Regions from separate parts of the Mus musculus genome. Here region 2 is linked to region 1. Evidence: chromatin loops called from intact Hi-C (ENCODE). Cell type or tissue: heart. All regions are shown on one strand. Links, peaks and the distances in the headings refer to the core of each region. The heading gives the core; the rest is flanking DNA.

Region 1 (12,152 bases), core at 2,872-10,871:
TGGGAACAAAACACCCATAGAAGGAGTTACAGAGACAAAATTTGGAGCTGTGACGAAAGGATGGACCATCTAGTGACTGCCATATGCAGGGATCCAACCCATAATCAGCTTCCAAATGCTGACACCATTGCATACACTAGCAAGATTTCGCTGAAAGGACCCAGTTATAGCTCTCTCTTGTGAGACTATGCCGGGGCCTAGCAAACACAGAAGTGGATGATCACAGTCAGCTATTGGATGGGTCACACAGCCCCTAATGGAGGAGCTAGAGAAATTACCCAAGGAGCTAAAGGGAACTGCAACCCTATAGGTGGAACAACAATATGAACTAACCAGTACCCGGGAGCTCTTGTCTTTAGCTGCATATGTATCAAAAGATGGCCTAGTGGGCCATCACTGCAAAGAGGGGCCCATTGGACTTGCAAACTTTATATGCCCCAGTATAGGGGAACGCCAGGGCCAAAAAGGGGGAGTGGGTGGGTAGGGGATTGGGGAGGTGGGTATGGGGGACCTTTGGGATAGCATTGAAAATGTAAATGAGGAAAATACCTAATTAAAAAAAATTAAAAAAAGACTTTCTACTTTCATGATATGCATATATGTACATTGATTTTTGTTCATATATGTATATAACTTTTTTAGATCTAAATTCTGCATATTATATAAAACAGAAAACATTGAATTTTTTTTTAGTCTGGCTTAATACACTTTGCATGTCAATCTCATGATCTACCCATTTACCCTCAAGTTGCATAATTCCCTGCTTCCTCATCCTACTCTGTATAAACATCGTAGTTTCTTCATTCACCTGTTCATGAGCAGCCTGGATGATCCTATGACTTGGCTATTGGGACCAGAGCTATAAGTAAATATGGATGTGTGGGTATCTCTTCCTTGACTCCTGTAGGTATATTCGTAGGACTGGCACAACTATTCTATGCTACTTCTATTTTGCAATTTCTAAGAGTCCTTCATACTGATTTCTATAGGGATTAGACTTGTTCATATTTACATCAATAGTATATAAGACTTATTTTTCCTGCACATTCTCACTAGCATTTGATGTGTTTCTGAGCTGGTAGTTATTCTAATTACAGGAAGATGAATCTTGGTGTAGCTACGATTTGCATTTTGCTGATGAACAAAGATGCCAAACATTTTTGTGTATATATTGGCCACTTGCACTTTTGAGAATTGTCTCTTTAATCTGTTAGTCAGTTATTGATTATATTACTTGTGAGTGTGGTATTTAATTCTTTTATCAGCTCATGCTGATAGAAGAAAGGGAAACTCGTATGCCGTTTGCCATATGCTCTCCCTGTATCTGCCAAGTGCCCAGAGTTAATGGCACCTAGGAGCAATGGGCACAACTATATTTTACTTTGAAAATAAAGAGAGCCAGAACTTCTGAGGAGATTGGTTGACAACAGTTCTGTGACAAGGAAATTAAACTTAGCCTAGAAAGTCCTGTGATTCTGGGAATTAAGGGGATGTTCAACTACTGATAGAGAGAACACACTGAAAAGGCATACAGCCAGCTAGAAAGCCTCAATGCCCAAATCTGGAAGAATGTGAGCATCAAAATAGATCATGAGAGCAATAACCATAGTGCAATGAATTCTAAAATAAACACCAGTGAGTCTACTGTTACATTAAGTAGATATATATGTAAATAAATGGGGGTATATGGTGGCTTTTTCTTATTATAAGACCCAATTAACAAGGAAATACATATGGAAACAGTGAGGCTCAACCAACCAAACAGCACAGTAACAATGTTAGACCTGGTCCACAAAATGACAATAAGGTAAGTGGGTGAAAGTATGAAATATTTCTTTATAATCAGATATGTTACTAATTAATTTCAAAGAGAAAAACAGTAACTTAATGGGGGAAACCCTTGCTGAGACTTTGAAAGTCAGTGTATCAGAATTAACATGAGCAGTGAGAAGACACATCAAAGGCATCTAAAGATATCATACATGAAGATGGTCACATCACCAGTGTACTTGTTGCCCAAATACATAGTGTTAATTATCTCAATGAAACAGTTGGACAAGTGCAAATCAAAGAAAACTGGCACATGCTTTTTGAAATCTGAGAGGTTGTGGAAGATGTGGTGATTTGAATATGCCTGGCCCAGGAGGTGGCACTATTAAGTGTTTCACTCTGGGGGTGGTCAATGAGACCCTCCTAGAACCATGTAGACCCAGTCTTCTATCAGCCTTCAGATGAAGATGTAGAACACGCAGTTCCTCCTGCACCATGCTTGCCTTGGTGCAACCATACTTCTGCCTTGATAATAATGGACCAAACTTCAGAACCGGTAAGCCAACCCCAATTAAATATTGTCCTTATAAGAGTTGGCTTCGTCATGGTATCTCTTCACAGAAAAGCAAACCCTAACTAAATCAGAAGTTGATATCAGGAATGGGGGTTATGCTTGGGCTCAACAACATGGACTTCCATTCACCAAGGCTGACCTGGCTACAGCTGCTGCTGAATGTCAGATCTGCCAACAGCAGAGACCAACACTGAGCCCCAGATATGGTGCCATTCCTCGAGGTGACCAGCCAGCAATCTGATGACAAGTTGACTACATTGGAACACTTCTTCTGTAGTAAAAACAACATTTTGTCCTTAATGGAGTAGATACTTACTCTGGTTATGGATTTGTCTTTTCTGCATATAATGCCAAAACCACCACAGAAGATAAGATCTAACATCCTAATTCCTGCACTTAGGAGGTAGAGGCAGGAATATTAGTAGATCAACTACAAAGGCATGCAATCTCTGTCTGTCATATGAAACCCAATTTCAAACAAAACAAAATGAAGAATTGTTGACATTTGGCAAGAATGACCTACAACTAAGTGAAATGTGAGGTCTTTGAGCACATTTCAGAACTTGTGATAGCAAAGAGTCGACAGATTAGTCTACAGAGCTCTAGCAATGCCAGTTCCCTGACACCTGGGCACTGCCTATGTAACCAGTGAATATTGCAGATGGCGTGTGACAAATGTGTAAGAATTCTCTGCATTATTTTTTTTGTGAGTTTTCTATAAGCCTTCCAAAACAGTACAAATAATATTTTAAAACTTCTATCATAGAATAGAAGAGGATAAAAGTTACACACACACACACACACACACACACACACACACACACACACACACACACACACACACATACACACACCACTGCCAAGAAATACAAAGAAACCTTAAAAGGCCAGGGTCTGTTTACAAAGCTGCAATAGGCATTGTGATGGTGTAACCAATATGCCCAGGATAGAGGTTACAAGAAACAAAATTACTTAAATGTAGAGGTGTATATTTTCTTTACACTTGCTTAAAAATGAACAACTTAATGCTGATAAGAAGTACACTCTTGTTTTACCATTTACACCCATGAAACTTTGATTTTTCTATCATATTTTCTCTATTCCTAGAGGATGATATATTCTTTTATAAAATCTCATACATCCATGGGTTGATATGATGCAAAATATAGCACATTGATCCCAAACTATTGATGACAAATCTAATCCTCATGAGTTACTATGAGTAAACTTTCCTTCCTAGAATTAAGTGGTGGTGAAGTATTTCTGGTGAATCAGTATTGCTATTCAGATTGGCCTGGTTGCATGGATTCCAAAGTGTTTGCTTCTAATATTTTAACATTAAAAAAAATCAAGAGCAGGAAAAGAAACAAATTTCACAGTGTACACTACTGAAGTTGGATGTTAATGTTTTATCAAACGTGTTCATTAATCCATTTGTTTCTATTGAGTCATCAATTCATTTTACTGTTTGGTGCACTTCAGAATAAACAGTTGACCTCCATACACTTTGCCCATGACTTCAGCAACCATCTTATTAACCCGTGAGTCTTAACTTAATCACTGTATTTTTCCAGCTCTATTGAAATCAATATACTTAGCAGTTATTAGATTCTGTCTTCATCTCCATTTGACCTTGAGTGTCAAAGTAGTTTGATCTTCAAAAATTGGCCGTAAGGAAGAATCCCAGAAATCAGAGGAGGTCCTTGAACTGGTCCCAAGCTGTAGTGCCAGACACACTCTTGGCTTTGAGCTCTTTCCATACACTCTGCTCCTCAAACTATTCCAAGCAGGTAGACAACAGTATAGTTCTTTTCTCAGGCAGTGTTGAGCACATAGCAGTGTCGCCTATCAATATAAAATTTGGTATTTTAGTGAGAACATCTATTTTATCTGACTCTATTTGAAGATAGATATAGATAGACATAGATAGATACAGATGATATGTAGACATAGAAACATAAAGATAGATAGATAGATAGATAGATAGATAGATAGATAGATAGATAGATAGATAGATGGATGGATATGTAGATATAGAGATATATGATTCTTCCTAGGGAAGAACTGTATAAAATAATTTCACAGACAAAGTCTTTCCTTTATGACTGCCTGGATATGAGCTGAACAAGGACAACAATAGTCATTGTGGTTGGGGCAGAGACCACAAGGTCTCCACCTTATATAGTGACTTCCAGTAACTAAGGAAAGCTGAAAGCAAGCAGGAGAAAGAGTCTGCCCCAGGAAAGAGCAAAGCAACTGGTTATCCAATACCAACAAGTTACATTATACAAACTGAGCAGGGTGAACTCATGTATGTATTCAGAAATGTGCATGTGTGCGTGTGCATGTGCGTGTGTGTGTGTGTGTGTGTGTGTGTGTGTGTGTGTGTGTGTGTGTGTGTGAAAAAACAATTAGAAAAAAGATAGGCCATGATTTTTTAAGAGGAAGGAGAGGTATATGAGAAAGTTTGCAAGGAGGAAAGAAAATAGGGAAATGATGTAATTAAAATCTCCAAAAATAAAAATTCATTTATAAAAGTAGGTATCTGACAAATTTTAAAAAAATCTAAAATGATTTAAGACATAAAGGAAACAAGTCAAGGTTTCTACAACTGTTGAGGACCTTGGGCTCGCTCTCTAGACTCTGCCCTCCCAGACTGACTTCCAGACAGACTGACTCCCAGACTCCTAGACTGCACTGTCTCTTGCCTGCCACTTCCCACCATTGACTTAGGTTTAGCTTCCTTCACCCCAAACCCTCATTTGCTTCCCTACATTACACATTCACTATAGATCATTTTTGTTTATCTATCTATCCTGGTGATTAGTGAGAATCTGTGTCCATTAAGCTGACTTTGATGCATCATTAAATAGAAGACAAAGGAGAAGAGAGGTAACGAAATGTCAATAGTGGGTGATATTTATGGCATTCCCCCGGCATGGGAACCAACGATGGTTCTGGCTTTTAACCGGAGTCTCAACCCTATGACTCACTGTTTGGAAGACCTTGTGAGTTACAACCTCTAGCTTCCTGTCTTGGTAGAGAATGCCCACTGGAATTAATAGGTGCAGAAAGCATCTTGTGACCTGCTTCTGCCATACTGCCTCAGTCTCCCAAAGCATACAGCGCAGCACTCACAGCCACATCAGAGGCTCAGTAGGCCCTTATTTTCCTGGAACACTGAGTTGAGAGACAACACAGAATTCACCTCTATTTCAACCTTGACCTTCCTGAGTGAGCATCAATGTTTTGGAAACAGCAAGACCCTAAATTTTTAACTCATATATGCTTATGCAATAATGAAAATAGTTATTGAGCATAAATAAATAAATAAATATGCTCTCTAATTTGTTTCTTCTACCAGCCTCTCCTAGCATTCAGAATAGCACCTTTAAAAGGGTTCTTTAAGGCTTTAGCTTCTTACCTCAGTACTACTGTTAACCATATCTCCCTCTCCCTCCCCCTCCCCCTCTCCCTCTCCCTCTCCCCCTTTTTCTCACCTTCCCCCTCCGCTTTTCCCTCCCTATCTCCCTCTCCTCCTCTCACCTTTAGGAGACCATCATATGCCTGGGGTGGTTGGTTATTACCTTATCCCTAAAATGTTGGAATTGACTGTGGCTGTAGGAGGCAAGGTGGTGAACTTGAGTCTCCACAGACTAACAGTTCTCAGCTCTCTGCTGCCCTCTCGTGGGAACTTGGCACAGTGGTTGTTCCTAGAGGGAAGCACTCTGTCATTGTTGAGCTAGGTGGCAGGAACCATATGATATTGTTTTAAGTATACATACACCAAAAGAAGACACAAGAAATAATTTTCACCCCTTCTATTACTATTAAGTACATGGATAGAGTTTCATTTTATTAATAATAATAGCTTTCAGCATCCATTTAATGTAATATAACATATTTCAAATGCCTGGGATGTTCTCCCTCTTTTGCCTTTATTTCCACTTCCTGTTGATCTTTGTTTCTATTTCCTGTTAATCTAGGTTTTATATTTTATGCCTTTCTAACTCTTTCTAACTCCCTGCCTCCATTTTTCCCATTCACACACCAGTCTAAAATTCCTTAACTTGCTTTTCAGTGATATCGCACTATGTCTGCTAGACCCGCATCTCTCTATTCTGATTTGAATACAGAAGAGCACGGCGGGCATTGAGAGTCATGATTGTCTTTTATCTCCTCCAAGAAACGTCCAAAAGTTCTGCATTATTAAAGGAAATGAAAGGAATTAAAGAGAATATCATAGTGACCTATAGAAATGACAAGAGGTATTACGTTGATGGATGGGTACTGAAAAAAATAAAAAATTAAAAGATGGCCACTTTCAACTCTCGTCGAAGACAGGTCCTCTGTAATTCATTTTTTGTACCTAGATATCCAAGGGTGTTTACAGCTAATGAGCATGCTCCCCAGAGGTATATTCTAAGTCACTGTAACTATCACTAAATAAGTCAGTTTAGCTTAAGGAGGACCTTTGGTTATTCATCATAACCTGGTAAAAGCCTTCTTACTACCCTCCACCACCTGAGGCATGTTTTTATTTCTCTTCCAAACACTGGTACCTTGGTTTCATTTGGTTTGATGTGGTTTCTTTTTCCTCCCAACACATCACATTGGAGCTCTGCAGTCAACTTTTTCTTTCCTCTGTCTCCCCAGAAACAATAGTGTTGCCTCGGTGTAGATGGAGAGAAAGGCAATAAAGAGCGCGAAGTTCCTGGCTTTCCTGTGTAGGGAGGAGATGAAGCACAATGTGGATGCGGGACATCCAATGCTCACATCTTCAGGGCAAGTAGAGGGAGCTGGACCACTGCAGCTTCCCTGGCAGCAAGGCAATGAAAAGGGGGAGGGGGATCACCTTAAAAATATATAGCATGATTGTCAATGATAACAGCAGAAAAATCAGCCGTGCCCACTCACAACCCCAGACACACAGGAGATGTGGGCAATGTTAATAGTTTCTAGATCTGAACAAAGCACATCCTCTTGCTCCCAAAATTCCATGAGGACCTAGATAGGCCTTTTCTAGCCAGGGATCCGTCACAATGAACATCCCTCAAGCCCTCTTTCAATGATGTTTAAAACTTCAGATACAATGAAATAACCCGCCTAAATAAAATAACCTATCTCTGTAATAAACTCATAATCAATAACCAAGACTCTCATTCTCTGAAGGTGATCCTCCTAGGTTGTAAACTCTGAAGCAGAACCTGAACCTAATGGAGAGATTGGAAGGAAGGGAGTAGAGAAACAAGATTAGACCAAGAGAAGCTGGATACTAACGCAGGGAGGTTGACGCCTTGATTCCAGTTGGTACCAAAGAGTTCAAGCAGCCTCCGAGATTTAGATTAAGGAGAGGAAGATGGGGTTTTATAACCTCAAATTAAAAGCCATTACATCAAGTCTACCCCAGAAGGCCATCACCCTGGACGTACAATCTTGCCCTTGTGAATCATGATGCTGACACTCTTAGTGGGTAAGACAATAAGTGTCCCTTTTAAAGCAAGGAGTTGGGTCCTCTGTACCCAGCAGTTAGTGTCCTGCCTCTTGTGATAGGAGCTAAGGTAGACCTATGTCCCTATGCCACCTTCCACTGTATGCCAGCAATTGTCATTATTGTCTTTTTCTATTGGAGTATTAAGACATAAAAATAAGTTCCCGATCTAAAGTCACCCGGCCTTCCAGGAGAGGCTAGGAAGTCCTCCTGTAGTTCTTCAAATAACGTAGGGAAAACCAACTATCCATGGGATCTAGCAGTGAGTCCTGGTTGATCCCTGTTGCTCCAATGCTCTAAAGAAGGTGCTTACAAGGGACTTGTAGCCTGAAATGACTGAGACCCACTTGACCCTCTCTGGCCACTCCCCCTGCACCATTCTTCCCTGGACTCAGTGGTCAGAGCCCAGTAACTTTAGCCAGAATACAAATCCCTCTATCATGCCATCTTCCATCTCAGCTGTTCTAGGAGAGTCGCTGCAAAAGCAGGCAGTTTTAAAGATTAGACTGCATGCATTCTCAGGCCACGGTGCTGATAATCTATGCAGCCAAGTGGTTTCAGCTTCCATGGGTTCACCCTGGGCACTGCCCATGAAGCCAATGGTTAGAGAACCTAGGTTTGCCTATGGGCGGGTTCACCATTCAGCTCAGGAGAGTTGCTTCATGCTCTTTAACTCACCAACTCTCTCAAGCTCCTCCACACGAGGCAACTTCCAGAAACGCCTGCCTGCTTTCATTTTCTATTTCTTCTCCTCACTCGTCTGAATTCCACTGTTCCTATCACTTCATTGGAGAACACACACCCCCATCTGATTGGCTGACAAAAATTGTATTTATGATCTCCTCCAAGAAGTTTCTCTCATGTATGAATAATAAACCAAGAGACAAACTTGGCAGGTTTTCTTGTGTGTATGAAAATAAGAAATTTGTGAGCCAGTTAATGGGATTTTAATAGACCCAGCACTGCTTCGTGCCTCGTGCATTTGCTGTGGCATCTCCCCATCATTTTGGATCTTGCCTAAATTTTTCTATTCAGAAGAGCATGGAAATCGTCTTTCTCTAGCTCACAGCCAGGAGCGGGCAAAGAACTTTTTATGCACCTTCCTTGCATGGAGCAAAAATGGATCTCCGGTATAATACCTAGGTTTTGTTATCTAAAACTAATCATTAGCAAAGGATACAGTAAAGTTCAAAGCACCCCATTCGAGTTATCACCTCCACATTGCTGTTTATCTAAGGATGCAGGGGAGTCAGAACGATGTGCTTCTTGGTTCAAGATCATGCCTGATCATGAAAGACAGAAAATCATCACCAGCTGAAAAAAAAAAAAAAAAAGCATTTATTTATAGAAAATGATTAGAAGTCACCTATGCTGGTCCGATGGTCAGATGTTGACAGCCCCCAAATCTTCCTTGTGATTTATGATTTCACTGAGAGAGAGTGTTAAATAGAAACAACCTTCATCCTCTCATCATGGCAGAGAATGGCTGATCTCAGAGTTCAGTGTACCTATGGAGAAGACAGAGAAGGTAAACAAATAACACTTATGTTTCATGGTCCGTCTTTAAGCTTCTCCACGAGACAAGGCTAACCAACCACGGAAGTGCTACATGGAAAAACTCAACACTGTTAAAGCAAACTGCAGATTCTGTTTGCTTTACCCTCGCTCCGCACAAATGTGCACCCACCACTGTTTAACTAAGGATTTTTTTTTCAGAAATGGTGGTCTTCACATCCTTCTTTTGCTTGTACTTTCTCACCAGTCATTTCCTTAGCCACTCAGAGTCTATCCATGTAAACTAAAACCCATCTCATCCCAAAGATTCCTCTTTCGCAGACACTGTGTCCTTTCTTTGCTCTGATGCCCTTCAAGTACTTCAGCATTTGCCATATATTTAGGGTGTGTGCTGACCTGAGTTCTAACACCCATTATTTTGGTTTCCAGAGCTTAAATATCATGGTTGAGGCTTATTTACTGTTTCTGCCTGTCTCTAGATTGCTTCTCTCTCTCTCTCTCTCTCTCTCTCTCTGTCTCTTTCTGTCTCTCCCTGTCTCTCTGTCTCTCTGTCTCTGTCTCTCCCTCTCTCTGTCTTTCTGTGTCTCTCTCTCTCTGTCTCTCTGTCCCTCTCTCCTCCCCCCTCTCCTCTCCTCTCCTCTGCCTCCCTCCCTCCCTTCTCTCTCTCTATTCTTTGTGTATCTTCTACCTCCTGGACTCAGCTCTCTGTCATTGGTCTACATGTCTTCTTTTGACTATTTCCTACTAACTGACCCCTTATTGTGCTTCTTGTTCACAAACACAATAAAAACAAAAACACTGGAACCTACCAGCCATGTGACTATGGAGAACCTGACTTAGATACAGTGCTGATGTCAGCCTCACACTGGAATCTGTTCAGCGCATTTGGCCTCACTCTTATCTGCCAAGGACAGGATGCCACAATCTTTGGTGACAAAAATACATAAACAAACAAAAAAGAAAGACCTGTGTATAAGACATCACTCAGGCAAGACTGAGGATGTGTTAAACATCCAACATGTTACATGTCTTTAAAACCATTTCCATAATTTCTTCACCTTTTTCATCCCTCCAGGAACTGGACACATGGAGAAATGGCCACTAAAATTCTACCCAGCCTTGATATGATGGTATATACCTAGTCTTACTGTAACTTGTTATACTATGTTTGTTTGATACCTTAGGATTTTACTGCTGTGAACAGACACTGTGACCAAGGCAACTCTTATAAGACAACATTTAATAGGGGTTGGCTTACAGGTTTAGAGGTTCAGCCCATTATCATCAAGGTAGAAGCATGGCAGCATCCAGGCAGGCATGGTGCAGGAGGAGCTGAGAGTTCTACATCTTCATATGAAGGCTTCTAGGAGAAGACTGGCCTCCAGGCAACTAGGACAAGAGTCTTAAAGCCCACACCCACAGTGACACGCCTATTCCAACAAGGCCCCATCTCCAAATAGCGCCACTCCCTGAGCTAGGTTTACTCAAACCACCACAATATTTCTGAGAAGTTTACCATTTTCTGAAAGGATACAGAGAAGGAGTAGACCTAGGGGAGAGGGGAGGACAAGGGGAAGGACTAGGAGTGGGGGGGGGGGGAGGATAAACTGTGGTTGTGATGTAAAAGTAGTAAAAATAATTTTAAAAAAACAATAAAATTAAATTTAGAAAACCACCCACACCTTTATGTAATTTTGCTTACAATTCATTGTGTGTCATAGAACTCAGGGCCTACTTCCAAATAAACAGTAAGTCTCCTGAAGTTTATATGAGTGTTTGCTGCATCTTCTCTTTCCTTTCCTTCCCCCTGCACATATTCCTGAAACAATAATCTTTAATGTTTTGACTCAAATAGGATGCATTAGGACAACTTCTCTGGCTAAGCATCTTTGATGAATCATGTGCACTGTGAATTAGGTAGAGACAAATATTTTCTAAGTCTAGTGTAATTTCTGCAAGACACACTAAAATGACTGCCCCTCAAAGGATGGGCCAAATGACTGTTAATTGAATTCCCTTCTATGACAACATTTTGGAATCTTAAAATATCCATAGAAGCTGCGTGGTTCAGGCTTTAATTTGTTCAAGTTTGATGTCATGCCTGACAAATGGTCACTGAGGCTAGAGAAGGACACGGCCGGTGACGGGAAGAACTTTTAGCAGGAAAAAGCTTTCTGTGTATTGAGCCAAAATCCATCTTCCTGTAATGCCCTCTCATTCGTCCTAATTCTAAATAAGGCTCAATAGAGAAAGACCAATTTTAGTTTCCACATAAAAGTCTGTTAAGTGTCTAAAAATGGCAATTAAGCACTTACCAATTGCATTTTACGGGGCTAAATGTATAGAATTAGCTGAGTTGGGAATTCTTTTTTTCCCCTTTGGTTTGGTTTTGGTAGAATATGCTTTCATCAATTACAGCTGCAGTATCAATGGGAAATCATCAATTATTCCTTTCATTCCTCGTTTGATAGAATGTTGAAGTTCGAATTGCTCCTATCATCTTCAAAGTAGCTTACTTTTGTACTTACTTTCTTATATTAAATATAATTCTTCATAGAACTAAATCTCACCTCTAGTAGGACTATGTATGTCTCTGATTTTTTTACTTTTTCTTTCTTTCCTATTTTTTTTGGAGGGGGGGATTCAAATAAAATGCCTCATGAAAAGATCGCACTATGACCTTGTGTGGTTTCTTGACCTTCCTCTGTCACTTCATGTGATTGGGTTATGCTGTGTTGTCAAGTTGACCACTATAGGCTCATTTGCTAGTACTTTGATATTCCTACTAACAACGAACCTGAT
Region 2 (12,152 bases), core at 1,897-9,896, 530 kb before region 1:
GAGAAATGAGGGGATCCTTAATGCTTCATGTGGATAGGAAGTATGCTGCTCAGAAACCTACTTGATTTTTTCCCAAGTAAACATTGGGAAGCGGGTAAATCCAATCTGTAATAAACACCTTAACTTAGTGAGTGGTGATAAGTATGTTCATCTAATATGTCTCATTCTTTATGTTACGCTCATCTGGATAAAAGCAAAATCATCTATAACTAATGGCTTTTCTTGTAAACATTCCTACCTCTTAAAAAAAATGACTGAACAGCCCTCCCAGCTTGCTAGATCAACTGAACTTACACATTTCTGAATAACTTCTTTGTATGAACATGTAATAATATGCTATATAATAAAAGTGCCATAGTTTATTCATGCAATACCCCAGTAATAGCCTATGTATTGTTTACATTCATATGTTATGCTATTATCAACTTAAGTGTATGTAATATTTGTCTATGAATAGGTTATAGTCATTATTTTTATCATAATATATTCGTATACATACATATAAATTTATCTTGATATATTGATATATCCTGTTATATATGGACTGAGAAGTATGGCTCTGTTTTCATCAAAATGATCAAGACAATGATCAAACCAAATCAGTATCTATTAAGCTACTGATTGTTAGGTATCACATTGCTGAAATACAGCAGCCACATGATGGTTAGGGATGACACAGATAAGATCTTACTCTGGAGCAAAAGCCAAGCTCTGGAGCAAAAGCTAAGCACACTAGTTTAGCACGTGAAACATAGTTTTGCCAAGCTGAACACTGGCAGGAAAGCTTCCTGCTCATTATAAAAGACTGTGCTTACCTGAACTCACAATCCCTTCCCTAAAGTCCAGCTCCCAAGTGCCAACATCACCTGGTCTCCTTTGCCTGCTACATTGGGTAGGAGCATCAGGGGAGTTAGCAGCAATGTGCAATATCAGTGCTGTTCCCTTTAAGTCATAAGCTCTCTTTACGTGAGCATGGATCTGAGAAGAGTAAAAATCTTAGACATGTCTCTGTTGTTTTTCAGATTGATGCTGTTCTTTGCATCAATAATAATCCATGCAAATGCATTATTCTTCCATGTAAAGTGACTTAAGGAGATGACACGCTCTTCTGAGGGATAGAGTTCAGGTGGTACTGCCCTTCCTAGCTCACCCTCAAATTCAGAATTTCCCAAATTTTAGATATTGATTCAACTATAATCACAAAGATTAAAACTAGTGTTTTCTTTACTTGAAAAATAGCATTTATGATTTATTTCACCAAAATATATTTACTTTAATGTAATTTATGTCTAGAAAGATCACTTCATATTTTAAAACGGCAGTGCCAGTATAAATAATAGTTATGAAAAGAAATGAAATTGCAGCATAAAACTAAAAAGCACTGCCTGAAGTGATTTGAATTATCATTTATGAAATTCTACTCTTGATCACTGTTATGTTTCCTGGAGAGAGCCACAATCCAACAGAAATCCAGAAGTGCCTGAGGTAAGGACCTGGGAGAAAGGATAGCACTTATCTCTAAGAGGCAACAAAGCTAGAACACCCCTCTCCTCTCATGTGCTATAGGGGAAGTGAAATACTTTCCTGTATGAAGAGGGTTTGCTATTGGAAACAGAGTTGACTTTCCCTGGTACAGTCTAATATAAGACACGTCACAGAGAAATGAGTCCTAGAGAGGAAATTAGTGCCTTGTCCTGTCTGTGCTGCTAGTGCGGGGTTCACAGGAGTCGACACAGCTGAGTGAATGATGCATGAGTCAAATGAACAAACCAAAGTGCAATCAACCAAAGTGCAGGACAAGCCAGAGGCAAAGTGACAGTATCTATGACTGTGGATGTTAGAGAGGAAGGATGACGGTATCCAGTGTGTGACTTGAGGCAGAAAGGGAGGCTTAGCACAGTCCAGTCTCAATACAATAGGAGTCACAGACAGCTCTTCTGACTTCCACTTTTTCTTGGGCTCTGTAGCAACATTCAACATCTCTGTCTTGAGGCTTCTTTGGCAGGCATTTCTTCCTTATCCTTCCCTGAATCTTGTGCTATGTATTTTAATAAGTCTCTTGGGTTAGCTTCTGTTCTTTGTATGGAAGGAAGCAGAAGAGTTTCTCAGTTCATAGTTTCAATGCATGTTTTGCCTGGTAATGTCTTTTATATAATTCACCAACACTTCCACACATCAACACCCTCTGTCTGGCTCTTCCAGGTAAAGGATTCCAGACACCAAGCCGCACCCCAGTTGGTAAGGGTATCCCTTTCCTAACTGTAAGGTTAGTTTTGTGTACCCTTGACACTAATGAGTCATTTGGGGGACAGAACCATCAAATTGCCTGTAGTCAAGCCTGTGGTATATTTTCCTGTTGAATGGCAGTGTGAATGCCACCACTGCCCAGATAGTCCTGGGTTTTCTATAAGAAAGCAGGCTGAGCAAGCCATGAGGAGCAAGCCAGTAAGCAGTTTGCCTCTATGCCTTCTTCTTTATTTTCTGCCTCTAGATTTTTGCATTGCCATCATTAGATGACAGACCTTGAAGTAGAAGTGGAGGTGAAATAAAACCATTCCTCTCCAAGTTGCTGGGGTCTTGATGTTTTATCACAGCAACAGGAGTCATTATGACACTAGACATCTTTCTACGGGACCCCTGATATCGCACCTACAGAGTTGAACTTTTCTTCTCTGGTCACCAAATCCTTGAAATTGCTCATGTTTCTACCAAATAACAATTTTGTCCTTATGTAGTATATGTAGCATGTTTTTCAATAAACATTTTCATTTTCTTTTGGAGAAAGGGTCTGACATGTATCCCCATCTGTACTGGAACTTACTCTGTAGACATCTCTGAAAGTGAACTCCATAATATCCATCTTCCTTTGTTTCCTGAGTGCTGAGTGGGGTTAAAGACATATGCCTTGCCTGGCGTAGTGGTGCACGCCTTTAACCCCAGCACTTGGGAGGCAGAGGCAGGCGGATTTCTGAGTTCGAGGCCAGCCTGGTCTACAAAGTGAGTTCCAGGACAACCAGGGCTACACAAAGAAACCCTGTGTCGAAAAAAAAAAGTCAGCCTCTACAACTGCCCTCATCTCATTTTGCTTAACAAATAGTAAGGATTAACAGATCATGTTTGGTAGTTTTTACATCTATCCAGTTTCCCTTCAAAGCTGATGAGTCTGTGCACCTGTACTGTCCATGTAATCACATGATCTCTGAATACTTCAAATACAGAAAAAGGACTGAAGGTCTGAAATTTTAAGGTGTTTCATTTCAATTAATCTAAGTGTAAATATAAATGCAAGGTATCTTATTAATTTTATACCAATGTTCTATTAAATGTTCATACATTTTATGTTCGCTAAAAATATTTGTAAGAACTGGAGTTACCTCTTATTTTTAATTTTAATTATGTGACCTTGAGACATTTCTTCTTTGCTTTCCATTTGTGTGTGTGTGTGTGTATGTGTGCTGTGCATACATTTTTGTGTGTTTGCTTGTGTGGGGGTACACATAAGTGCAGATGTGCACATACATGTGGAGGATGATATATAGAGTGATCCTCTAATTCTTTTCTGTCTTCTTCTTGAAGCAGGACCTCTAAATCAAATGCAGACTTCAGGATACAACTAGTCTCATGAGCAGCCAACTTGCTCTGAGGATCCCTGTCTCCATTTTCTAAGGCTCGAAAAGCAGGTAGACCACCGCACCCAACCAACATTTACCTAGATTCTAGAGATCTAATCTCCCATTGATATCCTTAAGCAGCAAGCGCTTTAGCCCCTGAGTTATCTCCCAGCTCATGAAAACAACTTTAATTAACTTTAATACTCCTACTAAGCAGAATTGATTTCAACCAGAGCAAGAGAAAACAGAATGGGACTAACTAATTTTTGAAAAGTTGGTATATACCAAATGTCAGACAATATGATTTATAACTTAGCCCACACAAACTTCATAATGTTTTTAATAACTATATAAAAATATCTTCTGATTTTTCCTATTGGAAAAAAAACTGAAGGGAACAAGGAGAGAAAGAATATTACAGAAGGTAACAATACAAATAAGGATAGAGCAGGACTATAGTACGTGTTCGGGTATATAGACAGAGATCACAGCATTTCCCCTTGACCCGGCTGTATATTACTGTTGGAACTGTGTAAAAAATAAAGGATGATGAAGGCTCTAAGAGAGATACCATCGCTAACTGTATCTCATAAAGATTTGGGCGATGCTATGTGGTTTGGCTGGTCAGCCTGCAGCTGCTGCTTTGGCATCTGTGTTCATGATACATGCCATGACACCCCATTCTCATGATACTCTCAAGGCAGCCAGGGTTGACCCCAGCTGTACCAATCCAGAGCTGCTTACTATCAGGGCTGGGAAATTACTCAATACTACATCACAGATGAGTGCCCAGAGTTCCAGCTGAGGCAGCCCTGGCTGGTATGTCTCTGTGGTCAGGTATCATTGATATCAGGCTCTATCCATCTTCTACCTAGACAGAAACAGGTAAGGGGTTGGCAGGGTTCTCTTAAAATAGGATCTTCTCTCTTTGTACCTGTGAAGGTAAAATCCCCTTGAAAATACTCACAACCCAGACCAAGGAGAAGGCAGTGTTTATTACTTAGGAAAAAATATTACGATTTCTTTCTGAAATTTATTTTCAGACTACAAAATGAGGTGAGGCTGACAAATAAGATTTTGTGGAGTTTCATAGATGCTTCTTTGGAGATTTATCCTCACCAGGTTTTTATAGAAGAGTCAAAACTGTTCCATGTAAGGTGCAATATTTTTCCATGCAATAATGCAAATTAAAATTTAAGAAGCCCTAATGATCATTTTTAGCTAAGGTGTAATAAGATTACTATAGAAATTATTGTGATAGAAATGGGACATTTTCTGGTCCATGTGCTCACAAATGGCACAAAATAAATGCCTGTAAGACTTAGTATTTGCATTTCACATAGCTGTGTACAAAGATCCACTACACTATGTGAATTGTTCTTAATCTCAGTTTTAAAGATGTAAAAATAATCAACTTTAATGAATTTGCTCAAAATGCCACACCACGATCATATAGGCCTTATATGTTAAAGTGAATTAGAGAAATTTTCATCTTCTAAATATTCTGTATAAGTATTGACAACTCTTCTCATACTTTCTCATATTTATTGCTTATTTGTTGGTTTATTGGTTAATGATTTTGCTCTGCCTTTCCTTACTAAAATTGATAGCCTGAAAAAATGACTGTTTTTCTTTTCTTACTTCATTCATTGTCAGTACACTTAATAAATATTTATGTTACCAGAAATACTTGTGAAGCTTCTGAAGGAAGGAAGGAAGCAATTAACAGATGTACCAATCTGCGACATCTATGAACCAGAACAATGGTGAACATGAAAAACTAGACATAAAGACGCAACCAATGGCAACTGACAGGTTGGTTGAAACCAAGAGCTCTCTAATTGGACTTAAAGTTCAGTCAACCCGAGCAGGATGGAAGTGGAATTACGTTTAATACTAGAACAAGCTCAACTTACTGGGCCTATTGAGGTCATGCATGTTAAGAAACAGTTTATTAATTGCCACATTTATAACAGCATAGTTCCCAACAATATTATCAATCTTACCCTGTACCCATCTATAAGTGTAGCTAATACTTTGCATCAGAGAATCAACTTTTTATAGCAAATTGAGATCACAGAAATCTACAAGTGTATACAATGCAGAGATCAACCAATCATGGGGAACTCAGCCACAAGGGGGACATGTACATCACAGTTCCTGTACCTATGACTCAAGAAATAGTAGGAAAGAGGGACACATAGTAAGAGCCAGAATACAAAGAACTCTACTGTGAAAGTCTTTCCTATAAAGTGGCTGCATAACACAGAGTGAAAGAATAGCAGGGTGAAACTTCACAGGTTCTCATCCCTACACACAGATAGAGGCCACTAATGATTTCTCAGAAAGAGCGAATTAGTGTCCCCACGGGATTAATCTATTATTGGTTATCTATCACCAACATAAAGACAGTTCTACCTATGAGAATGAAGCCTATAAATAAGACTGTCTAAAGCAGTGTTTTTTAACATGTGGGCTGCCACCACCTTTACATGGATTAACTAAGACCATTAGAACACAGATAATTACATTATGATTCATAACAGCAGAGGAATTATAGCTAATGAAGTATCACCAAAAATAACTTTATGTTTTGGGGTCAGCATAGCATGAGGAACTGCACTAAAAGGTCACAGCATTTGGAAGGTTGAGATCCACCGGTCTAAAGTCTTAGGAATAACCATTCTTATTCAGAGCATCAGACAGTTTATACTCTGAGGGTTAAGAAAAGCCACGAGAGTGAGCATCTCACGAGTTCAAGTTGTACACAACCGCAAGGACAAGCCACACATGGCAAAACTACATTATGTTTTTTAAGAGGCATGTAAAGGATGGTTTAGACATTTAATTAAATAACACCAGCAAGCAATAATGAGTAATCCCAAGTAAACTCTCTCCCATTTGCTACACCTGGGAGGACCATGAAAACACATTCCAATAATAATCCTGTGTTTTAAAGAAACTGAAGTCACAAGACTCTTCCACTGTTTTCTTGGAGCACTCAGAATTCTCCTCATAAGACCTCATTCCTGAACTGTGTTCCAACAGTTACCCAATAGCAAATAGCCAGCCAGGGAAATCATATAGACTTAAAAACTAAAAATGGACTCAGCAGGTTGTATTTGTTTTTGTACATTTAACTCTGTGTGTGTGTGTGTGTGTGTGTGTGTGTGTGTGTGTGAGAGAGAGAGAGAGAGAGAGAGAGAGAGAGAGAGAGAGAGAGAGAGAGAGAGAGAGAGGATATAAACAATCTAAGTAAATGAGGCTTTCAGTTTGAGACCTTGTGGTGTATGCAAGGGGATGGAAGGAAGACAATAGACACAGGACTGTAAGGAAGAAAGTGGGAGAGTATTATAACTCTAAAATTCATTTTTAAAGACCTTCACAATAAATATGAGAAGAATGGAAACACCATCACTAGATTTAGAGAATTTTCATCCAGCCACAGATTATCTAGCCAAAGAAACATATACCTCTACAATGAAATGTATATACGCTAAGTTCATTTTCAAAGTTTGGTAGCTTTAAATTCAATCTTCTTACTAATGATTCCAAGTAAAAATAGTAAACACTGGACTCTATACTAAATTCTAGAGCAAACCAGGCAAGTGCTTTCTTGTTAGCTCAGATTGTACCAGAATTACAAAGGCTTTGGAAACATCGAAGGAACAAATAGAGCTCTGGGCCTATCATTCCCACTGGCTCTGCAACACTGCCTTCACAGTTTCTAAATGAGTAATGCCATTTGTCTACTCACTCTTCCCCAAACCAAATGTTCTTGAATCCTTTTTATCTCTTACCTTGTAGCCAAACACATCAGCAGTTCCTGCCAGGTTCACCTCCAAAGTATATCTCCCAAATCTAGCTGCCATCCAGCACTGAATATTAACATCCAGCACTGAATTACCATCACCTCCTGCCAGGACTGCGAAAATGGTCTCCAAATTGTTATAGCTTTCAAATTTTCCTATGAACCACTAAGACTGAAGTCCAATTTATACTTAATCATTATACAATAATTTCAAGTGTATATTATAAAAATTATAAGTAAATAAACTCATACCAGTCAAGATTCCTAATATTTGTATTATATATTATGTACTCCCTCAAGTCCATCCTGAGCCTTATACAAACAAGAGAATTTTGAGTATATCTGATGTGTCCTTTTTACAATTCTCAGTTCAAAAGACTAATTCTTTTTTTTTTCAGTACTAGAAAGTAAACCTAAGATCTCACATGTTATGTAATTGCTTTAGCCCTGATCACAGCCACGGACATGGCTTAATTTTTTATAATTCTGTTTATACTTTGAGTATTTATACACCATATTTTGATCATATTTCTCTTCCTCCAACTCCTCCTACATGTTCCCATATCTCCTTACCCACCTAAAAAAGAGCAATGTTTGTCTATCTGGTTCTTTGTTTTTATTAACACTATGTGTTAGTACTCTTTTAGAGGTCTATAACTTAGATTTTATACTTGACATTAGAGGTTATACATTTATCAAAAGAAAAGTTTATCAAACCTTGAAGTACATCTATTTTTATTATTGCCAGAAGTTAAATTTTTGCTTACATGTGGACTTTTGCTTTATGTTATCCTAGGACACATTATGTGTTCTTTTTATTCTGGATTCCTTGTGCATCTAACACTTCATTTGCATTTATGTTGGGATTTCAGATGGGATAAGGTATCTTAAAGAAAGCTCAGAAGCCCTTCTTAGTCTGCATCATGCTCTAAAAGTGGACTCTTACAGAACCCTTGTTTATGTGCCCACTTTCCCACTTAGCCCAATCTTGCTGAAGGATGGGTTCCTATGACCCCTCTCCCTCTGTAGTTGTTATCTGGGATTGTCAGTGTTTTTCCAACTCCCAGCTGTCTGTCATCTCCAAGTTTCGACTCTCTTTCATAGCCTGGCAATAAAATTCTAGCTTTTTGCTTGAGATATCTTTGCCTTAATGCAAGAGATTTAGTGGGAGAGGGGGAAAGAGCCATTTCAGAGTGGGGGCATGAGAGAGAAATGGAGCGAGAGAGACAGGGAGACAGAGAGATGGAGAGACAGAGAGACATAGAGGAGGAACAAGACAGAGTCACCTTGAGTTCTTGCCAACCTGCACTCCATATGCTATAAAGCTCTCTTAAGGAACCCATTTCTGTGTGTGTGTGCTTTCCTTTCATAGCAGTCAATTTCCACCTTTTTTTTAAGTGACTTTATTATGCTTTCCTGTCACTTTATTTTTCAATATCTTGTCTTGACTTCGGATTCTTATTGAAAGGGTTGTTCTGTCATTACTGGGACCAAAATTTCCCTGTAGTGATTTTTATTCAATGTAGAACATATCCTGAAGTTTTACTTCTTTAATTTCTGCCAGGAACATCTTCATTCATTTGGAATAAAACCTCAGGAAAAGCTTTCTACTAGGGCTTCTCAACATTAGTTGTACAGAAAATCAACTGGTCTCCCAGGTATATATTATTCAGGGTTTTGTTTCCTTTGTACCTCTAGATATCAAGGTTAAAATGTCCATCATCCCTGAACTGTCCTTGCCTAGATGTTCGCTCTTCAGTCTCTTTCTCTATGCACTGGCCTTCATGCCTTAACTTGGAGAGAGTTAATTTTATGTGCAATTTGTGACCATTTTAGTATGCTAAAATATTTATTGACTCAAACACAATTAAGAATGTTTTTATATGTGTGTTTTGGGATGCAATTAACCTTTAAAGTCATGTCATGGCCGCTGTGTAAAGAACATCCCACTATATATTATGCTTGAACAGCACATGCTCCTTTGAAGACCTTTTTCCACACACACACAAAAATTACACAATTCGACAGTGCTCAAACTGTGGTGTCTTTAAGTTCTAGTCTCTAGACTGCCATTTTCAAACTTGAGCCTCAGCACCAGACTTTCACTGGGTGGCCTAATAGCTTGATGGTCTCTGAATTTGAACCATGATATCTTCCTGGGATCCTCAGCTTGGGGTTCTGAAGGCTTTAGACTTACCCATGCCCATTATTATATAAAGCATTAATTTAAACCCACTTTCTGTTATATGTTTAACATTTAACATTTACATGAAAATGCTTGTTCAGTAAATGTCACAAGGCATAGTGTAATGGAACGAAAAATGGTTGGCAGCCTGCACTATGAAAGAAATACTGAAAATCCCAAATGGGTGAATCTATCCCTGAAACAGATGCTCAGATATTCATCAAACATCTTTTCTTTTCTAGAATTCACTCTCAGAAATCATGTCTTGCTTTTCCTATTTCAGTGTCTGAATGAAGCAATGGCAATTCTCAAATTAATTGAAATTGATATCACTCTGTTTCACATCTTTTTCTTTTAAATGCTGGACCTGGAATCAGTCAAAAATACAATATCACTTTTATTAAAATTAAACTTGAATCACATGATGTCATAGTTTGCACTGGATCTGGAAGAATGGGTATCTTAGATCTTCATTCCTCATTTCATGCCCAAATTGTCTTTGAAGCAGACAAATGTGAAAGATTCCCCACAGGCCCTCACATGGGCTCCCACACAAGTGGAACAAATCAGATGTTAAACTAGAAAGATGAGAAAGTGCATTCTTTTTTATTTATTAATTCTTAAAAGTTATCAAATCTGTGTGTTTAATGAGTAAATTGGAGAGCATTGGTTCATATCCTCATCAGTTAGGTTAACTTTAGACTACAAGGAAACTCTTAGTTATGTTGATGTACAAATCACTTATCTCTGATGTTCAGCCAGTGGATCTATGTGGAGCAGCATATAGATGTGAATGAGGCATCTCTTCATCCCCATGATTATCTTCCTCAACAAAATAAAGGCACCAATATTCTTTCTTTCTCTCTTATTGGATATTTTATGTATTTACATTTCAAATGTTATCTCCTTTGCTAGTTTCCCCTTTGGAAAATCCCTATCACATTCCCTCCCTCCTCTGCTTTTATCATAGTGCTCCCTCACCCACTCACCCACTCCTGCCTCCCCGCCCTGGCATTCCCCACACTGGGGTATCAAGCCTTCACAGGACCAAGGGTCTCCTCTTCCATTGATGTCCAACAAGACCATCCTCTGCTACATATGCAGCTGGAGTCATAGGTCCCTCCATGTGTACTCCTTGGTTGGTGGTTTAGTCTCTGGGAACTCTGGGGGACTCTGATTGGTTGATAATGTTGTTCTTCCTATGGGGTTGCAAACCCCTTCAGCTCCTTCAGTCCTATCCCTAACTCCTCCATTGGGGACTCCCTGCTCAGAACAATGGTTGGCTGAGAGCATCTGCCTCTGTATTTGTCAGGCTCTGGCAGAGTCTCTCAGGAAACAGCTATATCAAACTCCTGTCAGCAAGCACGTCTTAGCATCTGCAATAATGTCTGGGTTTGGTGACTGTGTATGAGATGGATCCCCAGGTGGGGCAGTTTCAATGTCTGCCCCAGGTCTTTTTCTTCATCAACTGTAAGTTCATCAAGAATGTTCAACAGTTCTTGATCACAGTCATCAAAAGACACTGTTAAATATTTTTAATGTGAAAGTGATAATTGACAGTTTATGCATATGATCATTCATAACAATGGTCCTTGACAACAAGATGGAGAATTACCCAGAAGACAAAACTGTGAATAAGCTACAAGGGAGTTTCTAGATAATTTTGAATGATGAATAAAACCACCCTAAACATGATTCTGTGAGCTGGAGTCCTGAACTGCAAGAAAAAGAGAAACAGCTTGAGCATCAATGATTCATTTCTTTCTGCTTCCTAATATAAAAACAATATGATCAATTATCTCAAGGTCCTGTCACCATACCTCTCGTGTCACAATTAATGGCACCTTCACACTGTTAGCCAAAGTTTATACATTTTCTTCTTTAAATTGCTTTTGTACGATATTTTGTCCCAGCCACTAGAAATATAGCTAATATAATAGGTGACCCCCTTGAGGTCTTTTCTCAAATCAGAATTCATGTATACTTCAATCGATCATTGAAGTAAGTCATAGCCTTATTCACAGTGAAAGGTAAACTTTCTTTATATTACACACAACTACTCTTGGCCACACAGCTCTCTTGTTGAAAATATTAGATGTGTGCCTTGGAGTCTAACTTGTTCTTCATTGTATTATCCTTCGGAAAGAATATACCCTCTGACAGAAAGAAAATCACTCTTAAGAAAAAGCTTTCAGGTTGGCTCTGAGCAGCTCCTGGCATACTGATAAGTAAGGATGCATATTTAATGTTAGGGATAAAAGTAAAACCATCAACATTTTGAAATTGACTAGCTGCGTATGTATAGAAAACATATCCTCCCTTTAAAGGTCTTTTAACGTATATTTATTTTCCTAGTTTTAATAGGGACATGGGACAAATCAATATTTCCATCAGAGAGAAAGTGCCTTTTAAGCAGAAAACATTTTTTAGAAACTCCTTCCAACAGCGGTGCAGATGACATCACCAGAAGAAGAATTGTTTAACCAAAGGGGATCATTATCTGTCATTGGGATTTCTCTTCACTGAACAAGCAATTAGTCTGTCA

Evidence for each region. A loop is a pair of places that touch in the nucleus more often than their neighbours do. Peaks named below come from ENCODE experiments on the same cell type or tissue, not always from the same donor. Only the 100,000 strongest peaks of a DNase experiment are listed, where the experiment ranks them.
Region 2: a loop joins it to region 1, with 6 times the contacts of the local background. A loop is called at or near these places in 2 of 42 quality-filtered maps.

Annotation. Positions count from the first base shown.
Region 1 is chr12:97,866,587-97,878,738 of GRCm38, forward strand. Gm35326 (a long non-coding RNA gene) reads right to left here and starts at 7,163. Exons shown (of 3, transcript XR_381821.2): 1 at 6,907-7,163; 2 at 5,932-6,057; 3 at 3,600-4,189. In heart, for the core only: a CTCF peak has its summit at 6,048 (motif pointing left); no DNase peak of the experiment used is centred there.
Region 2 is chr12:97,341,183-97,353,334 of GRCm38, forward strand. Gm40552 (a long non-coding RNA gene) reads left to right here. Exons shown (of 8, transcript XR_872918.1): 5 at 3,580-3,680; 6 at 5,296-5,426. Among named protein-coding and RNA genes, the nearest start is that of Gm40552, 110 kb to the left of the region's middle. In heart, for the core only: a CTCF peak has its summit at 5,716; no DNase peak of the experiment used is centred there.